Linked DNA regions of Homo sapiens: region 2 is linked to region 1. Evidence: chromatin contacts called from ENCODE Hi-C or POLR2A ChIA-PET data. All regions are on one chromosome and are shown on one strand. Each heading gives the region's core, a stretch centred on a gene start or an enhancer-like site at or near the end of the contact. The rest is flanking DNA. Distances are from core to core; before and after follow the strand shown. Region 1 has its middle 36 kb from the start of ADRB2. Region 2 overlaps SH3TC2 (SH3 domain and tetratricopeptide repeats 2).

Region 1 (4,905 bases), core at 654-3,153:
CTCCACGACTTTTAAAGATTAAAGCTGGAATATAGAATCTTTTCTTTTTGAAGTAATAGAGCTAGACAAATGTAAATCTACGGCCACTAGTGGTCATATCTTCATCGTAGTGGGTCCCATGATGGGCCTCTAGATATGCCACCAGATCAGGACTGATGCATTGACACTGACTACCGCAAATGCCACTAGTACGACTCACAGCTGAATCTTTCTCTGCACAAGGAAGCTGCCTTTCCCTTGGTTTCCCAGCCAGCCACATCCAATAATTGGTTAATATAGAGGTATAAAGACCTGATACCTCTGTTTAAATTTGGGAAAATCTTGAAGAGCTATCGCAGCTCCAGAGATCCCCATGGGATTGGATGAGGCAATTGTTGTGAAGGCACTGTAGCCCAACTTCTCCCTCTTTCCCCTCTTGCTTCCTTCATTCTCTCAGAGCTGGTGTCCACACAGATCTCCATCGGAGAGTTTGTTTTCCCAGGGAACCTAACCTATGTCATTATGGAAGAAACCCATCTGCTGAAGGAGGAAACAGGGCTGAACAGAGACAATAGAAATGAGAGACACCCATATGGAATCCTGACTCTCTTAAATCTTCCAATTGTGCATAACTATACATAGTTCTAAATAGCTCACCATCCTGATAATGTGATGCTCAGGCCTGAATATAATTGTCCAAGGCTGGACCCGCTAGACTAGAGTATGGGGGGATTTTACACTCATGGAACTTCTTAATTTAGCTGAACATTAGATGAGCTTTTTAGAAGCCCCAAAATCCTGTTGGTTTATTGGAGACTGTGTTCAACAAAGACTCCTACATTTCCTTCTGTTGAGCCAGCTACCTCTCCCTGCATCCAAACATCATTTACTCTCCTTGAAGAACTGCCTACACTTTATGGCTGGCAGTATTTCTTAGCCTTTTAAACACATGCACCAAATATGAGCACAGATCTGGAAGAAGCTGAAGGGACGAGGAGGTGGGAGGTTGTTTTTGCAGTTTATAGTATAAAAACAGTAAGTTACATGGAACACAATTTTTCCAAAACTGCACAAACTGTTCAACCATCCTATGTTCAGCCCCCTAACAATTGTAGAAGACATCTCTTTTATGACGACTTGGAGTTCTTATAGTTCTTACTTAGAACTTTTAAGCAGCGCTAATATCTGTGGTGCACATAACAAAAGTTCCAGAGATATTCCCTTTGCCAGTAATGAAGCTAGGTCTGAAAATTATATGCTCTGGTAACAAAGTTCCAACGAGAAAAATTGAAGTGGTAACAAATTTGAGCAAGTTTATTTTCTTTAATTTCTAACCATGAAATGTTTGGATCTGTATGGGACTTTGAAGATCATCTAGTGCCAGAATGGCAAACACTCCCCACTCCCTTTATGTCTCTCCTCCGCCAGAGTCCTTGGCAGACATTACTATGGGACTCAAGATTCTTCTCACAGAGCTTCAATGCTGCTCATTTTCCAAGGATCTTCTTCCCAAGGATCCAAATGATGTTCCATAATTCTCAGCACACCGCATCAGACAGCTACTACCAATTAATTGGTCTGGAAAACTAGACAAACTTTATTTCCTTTTTTTGCCCCAATCACCCTACTCTCCTAAAGGGGTAAAATCATTGACCCAAATTTATGTAATGCTTACTAATCAAGCTTAAACTCCTGATTCCCAAATCAGTGCTCTCTCTCTTTTTCTTCCCCCTCTTCATTGAAATTTCTCCAGTAATTTTAACCATTATATGCCCACAGGCTAGTCAGGTATGAAGAATTCTGGACCCAACTTCAACTGGCATGTCCTCCATTATCGAATGAGTGTGTAGCTGTTGCTCACGCTGCTTATGACATATGTAGGAACATAGAGGCCATCTGAAGGAAGAGAGGTGGTCAAGCTGGGCTCCAGTTCCCACGCGGTTATAGATGCTTCAATAATAATAATAAAATGCTACGACAAATAGAAACATGCCCTGCACCCAATGACTCATGGCTCTAAGCTAATCCCACAATGGCCCCACCTCAGTATTAAAAACACGAGAGAGAGAGAGAAATATAATTCCATGTATGTCCGTCTGTTTGGTAACCAAAACAACCAGCCATAAATGGGAAGTGACTCCCTGATAAATGGTTTTGTGTGAAGTTAAGACCATCTCACTTGCTCTTGAACTGTCACCTGGGGCCTTGAAGAAACAAGTGGCCCTAAGGCTATTTGGGCTCCTTTAAAAATGCTAACCCTCTCCAGTGCCAGCACCATTTTTCTTGTGCTTAGAGGATGGCAGCACTATAGGTGGGATGGAAAATAACCAGCTGGCATGAGGTGCCCTAGGAGCCAGTCTGAAATTACAGGATGATGTGTCAGGATCCAGGAAATGATGGGTGCAATGAGTGGGTCATTCTTTCTCCTTGGCACACGAGAACACACCTAGAACTCTAACCTCCATCCTAGGAGGTCTGAACGCCAAAGTGAAATGAACTTTAGAGACACCAGACACAATCCCACCACTTAGTAGATTATTAGAATGAGGACCAGAGAGGGAAGAGACCTGGCTAAGGTCACACAGCAAGTATGACTGGTGTTTCCAAAAGTAGATTCTTGGAGTAGTAAAAAGAAACTGGAAACATGTAAACATCAGGAGCAATGATAAACTGAAATAATTCATCCAGTGAAACGCCACCTGGTCTTGAAGGAAGAGAGGTGGTCAAGCCAGACTCCAGAGCTGCTCACCACAGGAAGGAGGGGTCCCATCCCCCACCCACATCCACAGCCCTACCCCACCAATGTGTCCCCCTTTTTCCATCTCTGACTCTTACTAAAGCAAAATGCTAGCTACAAAGTGACTCATTTTGGGAAATAGACTTTGTGACTCAGTTCTGCTCTCTAACCACTAGACTAAGCTCCTCATGACTTAAGGAGGTTTCACTACATCTATCAACAAGCTGAATGAGAGGGGATCCCCTTGCATAAAAGACAAATAGGTGGTTTATCCATCAGTGGTAGGTACTATGAAATAAAAGGCAATGTAATATGTAATTAATTCAGTATACATTAAACTAGGATCAATGCCAGACATACTATCCTCTTATATCCTCATAACAACCCCACTGGTAAAGACAATTATTCAATGTATCTAGAAGCTAAGAATCAGAGATGGTAAGTGACTGGAAATGAAGTTTGGGAGAGGTTAGGTGACTTGTCTGAGTTGGCAGAGCCGGGATTCAAGCCAAGTTGTCTTGGTTTCCTCTGCTCCATACCCTTGGTTCCCAAACCCACACCCCACTGTGGCATTTTTCACATGGCCAAGGTGATACAGCAGAGGCAAGCTTCCAGTCTCCTACCTCAAAGGCACAGCGACCTCTGTGATTTAATCACCACAACAGTTCTGTGGAGGGTTGGCAGGGGATTTGTCAGATAAACAACAACAACAAAAACCAACAGATTTCAGAAGCATAAATCCCACGTGGCCTGGAGGCAACCATTTTCTGTGTAGTAGCCTCGGTCTTCTTCATTTGTAATATGGGGATAATTAGAGCATCTACCTGATAGGTTTGCTCTAAGGACGAAGTGAGATAATATAAGTGAAAAGCACTTTGTGTAAACTGCTAAGTGTCATTCAGTGAAAAAAGAATCAGAGACATGCCGAAAGGACAAGCAAAATGCTAACCCAATGAACTGGGTCTAGTATAAAACCATTACTTGCCTCATAACAAGAAATAATAGTGATATATATCTACTTAATGCCTACAGCTTTATAGTTTATATAGAGTTTTTTAGAACACAATTCTTTTCAAATCAATAACCAATAGCCATGATTTGAGTCTTTTCTAAAAATGTATTTGGTATAGCCATTTACATGGTGAAGCTATAATATATATGCTAGGTAAGTTGTGGCAGCCTATGTTAGAAATCGTATATAATTCTAACAAATTTCTTCTGAAGTAGGTGCTGCTCCACAGCTAATGAGAGGAGAAGCTGAGCTTTGAACCTAGGCCTGGCCTGACTTTCAGGAACCTACGGTGCACACTTTTCCAGAACACCACAACTCACTGCACCCTCAGCAGGCCCCAAAGCAGAGTGTTATCCACCCAGGAAACAGCCATGTGCAGCCGAAGAAACAGCCACATGCATCCTGAGGTATGAGACATGAAACCTCCTTCCTAGAACTTGAAAGAGCTGCCACGGCGAGGAGGACATGAGCCTTACTGTGGGTCTCCAGGGTTCACCTCACACGACTTTCTCTGGCCCCTGTGAGCAGCTCCCCATCCTGCTCTGAGTCAGGCTTCTTGTTTCTCATTTTTCTTCCTAACATATTTTCCCACAGTGCTTTTTCTGAACTTCTTCTTTCCTGAAATCCCCAGCTCACCCTGAAGGACCCTACCACCACCTTTCTCCCTAACCCCACTTCCCAATTTTCCTCTATGCCTGTGATTCATTCTGTGAGTTAACTGGGGAGGGTGGCCCTAACCTCTCTCTTGCATGTGTGGTTGCCATCCCCAGCCTTTGACAAGGGAGCAGCATAAAGGCCTAGGGAGTGGGCCCTCTAGACCGACTCTCTGGGTCCAAATCCAGGCTCTGCTCTTAGGGCCATGTGGGCCTAAGCAAGCAAGTTGGCCTTTATGTAAGCTTCAGAGAGACCTGTCTCAAGGAACCACTGTGGGGGTTAGAGGAGATTATGCTTTTGACAAGGGCATGTTACAGAGCAGCCATTATCAGTGGATTTGCATGCATGACTGGTTCCATCATTGGTGTTACCCTCCTACCACCCCATCTCCAATCTCTGAAAAAACATCTTTTCTTAAGCCAAATTTTCCTCTTACTCATCCATTTCAACCTCCCCCAGGAATATAGTCCCAGGACTCTTCTTCCTGTCTATGACATAATCTAATTCCTCTTCCACCCTACCC
Region 2 (4,905 bases), core at 1,393-3,892, 200 kb after region 1:
CTGAGACTCTTCTTGATAGAACTTTTATTGGTTCTGACTCCACTTGACATCCTCAGAAAACAAACACTGAATAAGAATGAGCTACTTTTCTGGAAAAAAAAAAAACTATTCACTCAAAGCACTTAAAATCAAAACACACGCAAAAATATATTACTACTCATTTGAGGGTACCCTGTTATGAAGGTATAATTTATATATAATAAAATTCATTATTTTTTAGTTACAGAGTTCTATGAGTTTTGGCAAATGCATTCAATGCCATCACTACTACAATCAAGATATAGAACAGCTCCATCACTTCAAACAATTTTCTTGTGTCTTTTTTCATCAATTCTTCCTCCAACTCACAGCACAGATCTGTTTGCTGATCCTGTAGTTTTTAAAATGCCATATGGATTATATACAGTATGTAGCATTTTAAGTCTGACTTCCTCTAATTAGCATAATGCATTTGATGTAACTCCAAGTTGTTGCATGTATTGGGTGCTCATTTCTTTTTATTACTGAGTAGTATTCCACTGTATGAATACACCATAGTTTGTTTATCCATTTCCCAGTTTGAAGACATTGGGTTGTTCCAATTTCTGGCAACTATGAATAAATCCACTCTAAACATTTGTGTATAGGCTTTTGTATACATAAGTTTTCATTTCTTTGATATAAATACCTAGGAGTAGCAATTCTGGATCACTTTGTAAGTGTATGTTTAATTTATAAGAAACTATCAAAGCATTTTCCAAAACAGCTGTTTCATTTTGCATTCCCAGCAGCAATAGCCACTTTTATTTTTCAATGTGTGGAATGTCATTTTTATATAGATTTGGCCCACTATCATATCTCCATTAGGGCTCAAAAGACTTCATGTCTGTGCTGGGAGCAAAGTAACCTATAGATACCACTCGATCATTTTTCTGACATGAGACTTACAGAGTATCATCTCTAGGGTGATTTTTGAAAAACACATAAATGCAGAATCTTGGTGTTTAAAAGGAAATTAGAACTCATTAGTTCAACTTCTTTAAGTAAGGCTGTTTTGATCCAATTATAATCAATTTTCACTCACTAAGGCCCTGCTTAATAGCCTATTTTACTGCCCGTGTGAACTTGGGTATGTTACATAACTGCCTTAAACCACAGCTTCTTCATCTCTGCAGGGTTTTTGTAAGAACAAGAGAAAAAAAATGTATCTGAAATCAGAAAGCAATTAAATATTGTGCTAATTAAAAAACAGACATTGCTAGTGACTGTTCTAAAAACCTAATAGCACAAATCATGTGATTACTAAATGTTAGAACTAAAAGAACCTTAGAGATCTTCCATTAGGTCCCAGCTCTAAATGATAGACTTAGTGAGAAAACGGAAGCCCTGGAAAGCCAAGGTAACCCCACTCACTCCCTATTACATCTCCTTGTCTTACTTTTATCATAGCACTCATTTTTCTGCTGTTTCTCTGACCCTTTGTGAGTTAAGATCTGCCAGGGTAGCAACCTCCATCAACTACATTGCTTAGAATGCAGTAAGTTCTTAATAAATGCTTGTTGAATTATCATTTTAAAAGTGAACTTCAATTAGATTATTCATACACAACAGGTTTGAGTACATGACAGATACCTTTTTTGACAAATTATTAAGCCACTTGTTAGGGTGACTTGTAGGCATCATAATAAGCCAAATCAGAGCATAAGAATTGCTCAGTCAACCAAATGTGACGAGCCTAAATCCCATTCCCATGCTGTAATCTCCCAGTCCTGTTCTGTCTTGCTCCTCCAAGGGACACGTTGTATAAACAGCATCAAGTGTTAACTTGTTAAAACAGTTACACCCAAAAAATGCTGAGATTATTTAACAATGCAATAATATGAGGTCATATCAAGAATTCCAAGGAGAGGCAGAGTTTTCAAAGACTCCAGTTCAATGCCAGGGAGCTATTGTTTCTAAAATGATTTTTGGAAAATGAAATATTAATTCCCCAGCTAATGTATTTCATGGTAGTTCATTGTGCTTAATTCTCTAATCTGAAATTCTTTATTTTAGATCCATTCCAAAATCATCTTATTAGTCTCACACTTTAGAAGAAATGTGTAAATCAAATGCTTCTAAATTTAATTTGATTTAAATTATTTTAACCACTGTAACCCCTCTGTGGGGAGAGGAGAAAAAGCACATTTTTGCCAATGGTCTTTGTTCTGAACAAAGATTGGTTCTATCTGTCACCATTGGGAATGTTCAGGAATATTCTCATTGGATTGCAAGTGCCAAGAGGACAAGAACTTTATAAGTTTTTTTCATTGATCTATTGCTACAGCCTGGGGCAGTGCCAGGCACATAGAAGGAATCTAACAACTATTTATTGAGTATGTAAGTAAACTTGAGGAGATAAGGTGTTGAAACTCTCCCAGGCCTTATTCATGAGAGATCAGGCTGAGCTTCCAGCTAACATTTCTATCCCACAGCAGACCTGCATGGTCTTTACATCTATAGTCTTGGGCATATTCCATAAGACTTCCACATATTTGGCTGGGTTTCTCACCTATAGCATTTTCAAAGAGTCTCACTATATATAAACACTGAAATAACTAAGTGCCAGGAATGACTACAGAAACAAAGGGAAACCTTATAACGAGTGTGGTGGAGTGATTCAGTGAAGATCATCAGATTAAGACTGAGAAGAACAAAGCTGTGGTCACTCTCCCACCACTTAACAAGCATGGGAAGCTCACCAAGTCATGTCCTCACTCGAGGCCTCATTCAAAATCTGTGTGTGTGTGTGTGTGTGTGTGTGTGTGTGTGTGTGTGTGTGTGTTCTTTAGATCATGAAACTTCTCATCTGAAAATCTCCACTCTGTGGCCCAGAGTAAGCTTACATAGTGAGTGCACCTAAAGGTGAGCCATCTCCACTTTGGCCACTTCTCCAGATACCCACAAGGAAGTGCCGAGAATGCTGTTGCACCTCCTCTGGCCAAGGACAGAGAGTCATATCATCTGCCCACTTGGAGACAGAGAAGGTGACTTACCTAATATTTTTCCTGCATGTCTTAAGGACAAGGCTGGGTTCTTTTGGCCTTACTGGGTAATAAAAACTCTATGCACACAGGCTAGAAGTTGAGTGGTGGAAGATTCAAGAGAACAAGCTAGATTTTATGAAAAGTGGGTAACAAAGCATCTTTACTCCTTCTCCCATGGACATGAAAATCATTATCAAAAATCCTACCCCAGATGGGAATGTTATCTGGTCTTGTAAAGCTGCCTTACTATCTAGTCCCCAAGATAGCCCCAAGTGAACCAGGCTTCCCAGTGCTCATGCCATTGAGTAATCCCCTCCTATACCAGCTCTAGGCTGGCTTTGTATAACCAATAAAATATAGCAGATGTGACACTGTGTGACTTCTGAGGCCAGGTCATAGGAAGCTTTGCAGCTCCCCGTTTAATCTCCTGGAATGCTAGCTCTTGGAATGCACTCTCTTGGAACCAGCCACCATGCTGTAAGACGGCCAAGCCACATGGAGTCGACATGGCTCACGGCTCCAGTTGATCACAGCCCCAGCTGAGCTCCCAACCAACTGCAAGCATCAACTGTTAGCCCCGTGAGGAAGCCATCTTCGATGCCCAGCCCAGAGGAGCCTTTGATGACTCCAGCTCTGGCCACTATTGGACTGCAACAACAGTAGAGAACCCAAGCGAGAATTGCCCGGGTGAGCCCAGTCAATCCATCAGACCAACAGATGATGATAAGCTGTTTTAAATCAGAAACTTTTGGGGTGGTTTGTTATGTCACTTGTTCCACCTCATGGTTCAAAAACACGATCCCCATAACTTTAATGTTTAAGGGTTATCACTTTGCTTTCTTCTTTGGATTTGAGATGTCATTTGCAAGCAACCTTCTCTCTCACTCAAAATGTTTCCCTTATCTGGTCTAGTTGTGCCCTACTGAGCCCAGACATGAAGGAAATAAAAAAACAACCACCAACCACACACTCATATAACACACACAACACACACAAAACAATGTCTTGGATTGTGGAAGAATTTGCTATTGTCATTGTTTTTTAACGTATTTTCTTTATATTTCCTTGAGTTCCTTTTGGAGTCATTGAATTCCCTTTTTGAGTCTTTTTTCCAAGATTACAGGCTCAAGTCATGGGTTTTAAAAATAGCCATAATCTATTAACGACCTATTACATTCCAGCCACCATGCTAACTGCTTTAGACATATTAATTCATTAATTTTACAATAACTTTGCTATATAGGTATTTATTATCCCCATTTTACAGTTGAAAGAGCCATAGCTCAGAAAGATAAAGTGATTTGTTAATGCTACACAGATACTAAGCACTTTGAGACAAGATTTGAACCTAGGTCTACCTTAACCAGCATAAATATGGCTGAGGAATATCTGAATTCATTCACATCCAGAAATCACATTGTAGTTGTTGAATCCTTTGGCAGGAGCTATACCTTGGTCAGCAGAACTGTGTACCTTGGAAAATCACTCTGAAGGAAGGACTTACATGTGAGTTTTGGGGATTGCAAAGTGTTGACATTTTCAGACCACCTATGTATATTGCTGCAGATGTTGGTACAATTCTGTATTGTCCGGTTTGCACTGATAATAAAACAGTCTGATAAAATCTTATGCCATTCTTCCAGAACATGAATACTGGAACCACTCATTCAAGGGGATCTGGAGAGTGACCCAGGATAGAGTGAGTCACAGGGACCCAAGAGCTTCAACAATCTGGTATTCAGAAGCAGCTGGAATGAACGGAGAGAGAAGAACTATATAGCAACCAGGACATTTGGGAAATGTCCCTATGAATCAATCCACCTGCACTGGGGAAAAATGAGATACATAACAGAAAAGAATGAGTTCTTGGGGTGTGGGGATACACAAGTGTGTGCATGTT

What was found. A loop is a pair of places that touch in the nucleus more often than their neighbours do. ChIA-PET counts read pairs that join two places held with the same protein, here RNA polymerase II (POLR2A). Pooled maps may share reads with other maps.
Region 2: a pooled map shows a loop between it and region 1 (5-fold over the local background). The contact joins two enhancer-like sites. A Hi-C loop is called at or near these places in 2 of 168 maps with a recorded cell type or tissue (PC-9 and endothelial cell of umbilical vein) and 5 of 50 pooled maps. POLR2A ChIA-PET finds 5 or more read pairs at or near these places in 4 of 52 experiments (AG04449, MCF 10A, OCI-LY7 and 1 more).

What each region holds. Positions count from the first base shown.
Region 1 is chr5:148,788,653-148,793,557 of GRCh38, forward strand. No RefSeq gene overlaps it. Among named protein-coding and RNA genes, the nearest start is that of ADRB2, 36 kb to the right of the region's middle. Within about 2 kb of position 1,904, at least 3 of the 41 ENCODE cell types and tissues checked have a DNase peak (open chromatin) inside an H3K27ac peak, as active enhancers do.
Region 2 is chr5:148,985,054-148,989,958 of GRCh38, forward strand. It overlaps SH3TC2 (SH3 domain and tetratricopeptide repeats 2), which reads right to left. Exons shown (of 17, transcript NM_024577.4): 17 at 1-4,905. Among named protein-coding and RNA genes, the nearest start is that of MIR584, 75 kb to the right of the region's middle. RefSeq lists an enhancer at 1-123. Within about 2 kb of position 2,643, at least 5 of the 41 ENCODE cell types and tissues checked have a DNase peak (open chromatin) inside an H3K27ac peak, as active enhancers do.